2 separate regions of the Homo sapiens genome follow, and region 2 is linked to region 1. Evidence: chromatin contacts called from ENCODE Hi-C or POLR2A ChIA-PET data. All regions are on one chromosome and are shown on one strand. The core of a region is the stretch at or near the end of the contact, and the rest is flanking DNA. Distances in the headings are between cores, read along the strand shown.

The links. A loop is a pair of places that touch in the nucleus more often than their neighbours do. ChIA-PET counts read pairs that join two places held with the same protein, here RNA polymerase II (POLR2A). Pooled maps may share reads with other maps.
Region 2: a loop to region 1 is called in a pooled map, with 2.2 times the contacts of the local background. The contact joins two enhancer-like sites. A Hi-C loop is called at or near these places in 1 of 50 pooled maps. POLR2A ChIA-PET finds 5 or more read pairs at or near these places in 4 of 52 experiments (GM12878, PC-9, RWPE1 and 1 more).

Annotation. Positions count from the first base shown.
Region 1 is chr6:16,946,395-16,949,441 of GRCh38, forward strand. It overlaps LOC107986573 (a long non-coding RNA gene), which reads right to left. Exons shown (of 4, transcript XR_001744006.2): 4 at 2,121-3,047. Among named protein-coding and RNA genes, the nearest start is that of STMND1, 150 kb to the right of the region's middle. Within about 2 kb of position 1,442, at least 8 of the 41 ENCODE cell types and tissues checked have a DNase peak (open chromatin) inside an H3K27ac peak, as active enhancers do.
Region 2 is chr6:17,031,653-17,034,831 of GRCh38, forward strand. It overlaps LOC105374951 (a long non-coding RNA gene), which reads left to right. Exons shown (of 3, transcript XR_926534.3): 3 at 2,187-2,573. Among named protein-coding and RNA genes, the nearest start is that of STMND1, 69 kb to the right of the region's middle. Within about 2 kb of position 1,444, at least 17 of the 41 ENCODE cell types and tissues checked have a DNase peak (open chromatin) inside an H3K27ac peak, as active enhancers do.

The sequences.
Region 1 (3,047 bases), core at 192-2,691:
CCTGTTATGCCAGAAACAAAGTCTAAGTTCATGTAGAAAGTACATTTTCAAGGAGCTTGGAAAGGAAAAGGAAGAAGAGGGCAGGATGCGGTGTGGCTAAGGAGGCAAGGTGGAGACAAAGATGTCTTAGAAAGAGCTGGCGGTCTTGCTTGAAGGCCAGGAGCAGAGACCCAGAGGAGAAGTTAAATAATAACCATCTGCCTCAGTCAGAGAGGAAATGATGCGGGAGAGGACTCTGAAAATTAGGTCAAATCAGGCAAATTGTGGAGGGAAGTTGAAACATGGAGTAGTGACCTGCAAGGGAATGAATTTCCCAGGTGTCTTTTTTTCTTTCTTTCTTTCTTCATGGCTTTGCCCTGCAGGTGGCTTTAAGCACAGAGCTGGGAAAGTGAGTCCAAGATGCAGGCTGCTACAACTCAGATAATAACCATCTTTCTGACCTGAAGAACTAGGTAAAGGGGCACTTGGGGGCCAGAGAGTATGGAATGGAGAAACCTATGGAAGGAGATCCCATAATTTTGTTTGTGAATTCACACAGGTGCATGCATGGATCACATTGCAGACTCAAGAAGGAAGAGATGGGATTCAGGACATGGTGGGTGTGGCTTAGAGGAGAGAAGGGATACTTTCTTCTCTGAGATGGAGGGAGGGAGGGGAAAATGAGGTTAATCCCCAGAGCTTTGGGGGTGAACAGAAAGGAAGCTGAGTTGGCTGATATCTAACATCCTACTAAGATCACCCGCCAAGAGTAAGAGGGGGCTGGGTTGGGGTCCAGGACTTACGAAGCCATCTTTAGCTAATCAAATCCTTGTGAAGTTTAAATGGGCTTCAATCCAGTTGCAGTGCTAGTATCGTTTCATCTGTGACTGAGGCAGGTTATCCTATGTACCTTTTAAACCAGCACCATTCCGCCAGGAGCTAAACGTCAGTGCAGAACTCATCAGAAGAGAACTAGGTCTAAACTTGAGTAACATGTGCATTGCATTGTCCCTCCATTTCCAGAGTTGAAAATGGCTTTGGGGAAAAAAATCATACAATTATAATATGTGGACCACAGAAGAAAGAAGAAAAGTTAGCAATGTTCTGGGAATGGTGCCCAGCTCTTTTATGACTCTGAGTAGTAAAGTTACAGCTTGCCACATGCAAACTTGTTGGCAGAATGCAAACTGAAGCAATGCTCAGTCAAGGCCTCTCACTCATCTATTTCATTTGTTGCCAGCATCACCATTATTAATGAAGAGCGACTGAGCCTCTTGGCAGGTTTGAGTTAGTTCTGATGTAATTGTCCATTATCTCTCTTGTAATCACTTCCATGCAGTTCAAATTCCTCCCCTCTATTTCCTGAAATCTGACTCCCAGCACTTCAGTTCTGGGTGCACCAAAATGCCAAGTCACTTCAGATCGGATTTCTTCTGACTCTCTGAGTACTCCACTCTGTGCCTCTCCCACTTGCTGAGAAAAATCACTTAGAGACTCAATGGTGATTCCATTTCTATTAACCAAGGTGCAGTTTCAACATTTTCCTCTAGGCAAAGGTACAAATGACACATTTTTTCCACGTGTGGTTTGCGTGTGTGTGTGTGTGTGTGTGTAAGTGCTCTAAGACTGTTTTTTATTAAAACAAAGCAAGAGCTACTTCCTGTGAGAATTGATGTTTTGTTGTTCAAGGATGGGTTTTGTGTTTCTATGTTAAAATCCCTTGGCCTGGAGTCAGGATTGGTGGTGGTGGTAACTGACTGAAGATTCACCCCAGAGTGTCAGCTATAGTGATCTCAACTGAAGATGAGGATAAGGAAAAGAGAATAATTTATTAGAGGATGGAAATGACTTGGAGATCAACTACCAACCACAAACTACTGAGTTGATTAGTTTAAAATTATCGTACTGAGCGATGATCTCCTCTTGACTTTAGTGAGGATTTAATAGACGTTCGAGTCACCCAGGTAATCTTGATTTTTTTTAAAAGTGAATTCCAGTGTCGTATGATCATAGGACACTATTCTCATTCATGAGTTTTTGTTTCATAAGTAAGAATCTCATGGATGGGTTTATGAGCTCAAGAAGGAAGCTAAGCTGTAGACTCCTAGATATTTAAGGCTGAAAAAAGTAGGTTGAAATCCTCTTGTCCAACTCTTTTATTTTATAACCACAAATGGAAACACAAGAGACATTAAGCAACTTGCCAAAGGTCATACAGCTGGTTACTGATACAGCTGCAACTCAGATGCATATGTGTTTGCTCCCTGTGTATGTGCTTTCCATCCAACGTACCTTCAAGATTCACACTTGTCTTGCTGCCTTTGCTTTTTCTCTTTCAGTTGAAGGGTTGGAGGCAGTGGGACGTGGGAAGAAAGAGAATATTCACAGAGAGAAAGTCCTCTGAAAAGCAGTTGATTTCTCTGAAGGAAATGGCTCAAAGATGTTGATGCGAACTTGTTGTAAGATTTCCATTCACTGAAGAGGAAGTCCGTGATCCTCACTCCCAAGAGGGATCCAGGGATCTAGAGACTCCTAAGACCCTCCAATATTTAGCGATGATGTCAGACCAGTGATTTTCTTGAGCTCACAGCACAAACTGTTATTAATGTTTCCTGCCCATGTACCTCCTCCCACAATGTGCCAACACACACAGTTCATCATCTGATGATGATGGACATGCTGCAGATTGAAAGTTCAGATTCTGTAGGTGTCCTTAGACTTGGTTAGCGTGAGAATGTCCCCTTGAAAACAATCTCCAAATAAATGAAAAATGCTGGTGACTTCCAGGCAAGTTAGAAAATGAGTTCATTTAGGTTTTCAATGACCATCCTCTCTTCCTCAAATACATTCATTCTCATCCACATGGGCTAGTCTCATGAAGACAGAACCAGGTCAAAATAGTCTCTCAGGGGTTATTTAGGACATAACACTACACAGTGTTGTTAGAATGGTTAGAATCAGACATTTTCCAAGTTAAGGTTAGGGAAGACAGAGAGTCCAGGTGATACCAGAAATTCAGTCTCGGGGCCTGGCATGATGGAAATTAAACTGGCCTGACCCAAATCACT
Region 2 (3,179 bases), core at 194-2,693, 85 kb after region 1:
AAAGTTCACTCAAGCTGGCAGTGGCTCAGGAGGAGAATGAAAAGGATACTGAGGCCACTCGTTTGCTTCTACTTGAGGACAAGCAGGTGCCTCTCTTCCCGCTTCTTTCTCCTTACTGCTGCTGCCACCCACACAGCCCCCAGGCTTGTCCTAGAGGGCTCTGGAGGTACACGCGAGGCCGGCGAGTTGTCATGGCAGGGAAGTTGTGGGGAGGGTGGAAATGGCGATTTCCATTCCTTTTTTCCTATTTCATGTCCTGCCTGGAACATGAAACAAAACAAAACAAAACAAGACCAAATGCCCTTGGTCAAAACACCTCTGCATCCAAATAGCCTCTGAGGCAAGGCAGCTTCTGAGGCAAGGCGGGGCATCGCCGCACAGAGGCTTGGAGCCTTTGAGGAACAAAGAGGGCTTCAGAGCGCGCTGGCACTCCTTGGCTCACCCATTGATTTTCATTTGCACAGACGCAGGCCCTCTTTTTGTAATCAGAGGGGGGAAAGCAGATCTGTGGAAGGCAAATCTACCATCAGCTGCCTAAAAATAGACCCGCCGCCTCACCACCGTGCAAAACAGGCGCCGGCCCGCTGCTGTGCGCTGGTTGCAGCATGAATTCGCTGGGCAGGGATTTGCAGTATAGACGTAGAGTTGTTCTGGCCTCTGATGCTGCGCCCGGGCCTTAAATGGAATCGCGGTCTGTGATAACTTTTGACAAGAGCTGGCAAGCTGAGCCTTTCTTTGAAATGCACTGGGGGGCTCTCGCACAAGAGCCAGGGCTTTCCAACAGGTGTGAGCTAGGGGGTAGGCCCTACAGATTATTAGGAGGGAAAGTTGTCTATGGTAAATTACCAACTGGGGGAGGTCAGAGTCAAAATCTCCATAGCAGAATTATTACTAATTGTGAAGCGCCAAGATCGTAAGAGAAGAAACCATTCTGACGTGTCATTTTTCCCAGGCCACGACATCTCTGTTAAACAAAAGAGACTCATATTTGAAGTGATGAAAAAGCCATGAAACATAATTTGAAAATTATGTCATGCCCAGCTTTGCCTTCCCTCAAGGCAAATAAAAGCCTCGGAATAAAAACGTTTCTATTTATTTTCAAATATTTGCATGGGTTGCCCCTTTAATCATCCATTCCCTCTAATATTAGTCACAAGCAGTTTAAATGGAAGCTGTTAGCATGAATGAACACTCCTTAATGGCTGGATCACTGGAGGAAGTGAGCTGTAAAGCCCAAACAGTCAGATGAAGAAAAGCAATTAATAAAATTTGCCTTTATCTCAAAGAAACTAGGATGTTTTAACTGCAGTTATGTTTTGAAGGAAACAAATATGATGGTTGATTATCACGGAAAATAGACTGAAGCCTGCCCACTTGTAAATTCACAAACTCACTTCAAGTGGAAAACCCAAGTCTGCATCCTCGAGGAATTGTACAAATGTGCATCACGAGACAAGATCTGGCCCAATGCCTAGAAGCTGGTGAGGTCACCAAACTCATTACTCAGAAAATCAGCTGTGAGCCAAGCCCTCATTCCGTTGCATTTCACATAGAATGGAGATTCCTCCGTCTTTCCCATGCTCCCACCTCCCATCATTAGAAGAAAAATGGGATTCCCAGGTATTTAACTTTAGGAATCTTACAGAGATCCAACATGGACGCTTTCACGCCACATCCTGATTTTAGCTGTGGCTCTTCTTGCTCTGTCTGGAGGCATCTCAGCAGTTAATGGGAGTGATTCACATGATCCTACTCCAATTCCTGCTATTTTAGGATACTTAGCTTTTCTTAGCCATGGATTTCTTCTGTCTAAATCTGCCCGACTGAATTGGAAGCTGCCCAGAATCTTCTTCTTTGGAAATTACATTTGTGCATCTAGGGTATATTTGTCGTTCCGCCCACGCTCCAGCCACTTTTTGAGAAGTGCAGAGCGAGTCATGTGACAGCCATCAGTGTATTTGCACCCTTTTTTGTTTAAAAACATAATCTGCATTACAAATTGCACCAATTCCTGTATGTAGTAAGTCATCATTCAATAAAAAGCACAAATGTATGCCTGTCACATTCAACATAATAAACTGCAAGTAAATACATCTTTTCTTAGTCCAAATCAGTCAGTAAATGATGTCTTTATTTTCTCTGTTATGCACCAAGTTTGCAATCAGCTTTATTCTTGATTCTCTCAGGCCAAGCCTACACAGCGTTAACTGCAGTGGAAGATTGTGCTTTTATCAGAAGCAGCTGAACACCTGAGGACAGGAACATGGCTGAAGCAATTCATTTCTCCAATTCACTTTGTTCTACTTTATCATCATCATTCCGGTATTATCATCATGTTCATCAGATTCTCCATCTAAAAAAGATTTATCACAGTGTCTGCATCTGCAGGCGATACTACAATATAGATAAAACCATTGCTCCCTGCCTGCTCCGGATGAGTTTGCAAAGAGGTATGGTATAGAAGAAACACTTTGTGCTTTGAAGCAAGACAAAACTGAGTTAAAATGGCAATCTTAGCCTGGGCAACATAGTGAGACCCCCATCTCTGCAAAAAATACAAAAATTAGCTGAGCATGGTGGTGCATCTGTAGTCCCAGCTACTCGGTAGGCTAAGGCAGGAGAATCGTCCGAACTTGGGAAATTGAGGCTACAGTGAGCCATGATCGTGCCACTGCACTCCAGCCTGGGTGACAGAGAGAGACCCTGTCTCAAAAAAATAAAAAATAAAATTGCGGTCTTATTACTTACATTAGATATTTGTTTTTGGTAATATTATTCAACCCCTGAGAGCCTTCATTTCCTTATCTATATGATGACAAGAATAGTTACCTTACAAGTTAGATGTGATAACTTCAAATTACATGGCTGTTGTGCTCGCTACACAGTGCCTTTCTGATTAAGCATTGACTAGAACAGGGTCATGTTCTTATGAAAAAAGGCAAGCTGGCCAGGCTTTATTTACTATGGATGTGTTATTAATAACGGTGATTATAATAATGGCTACCATGATCTCTTTTTATTCTATAACAAGAGGGTAAGGTCAAATATGGAACAATTTGAGCTTTAATAAAGATAATAATTGCAAGGGGGAAAGAATCAAGCATTTATCCTGACTTGCCTGTAAGAACTATTCCACTGAGTAACCAAATAGTTGCTGGAGAAACATGTCATCCCTTTGT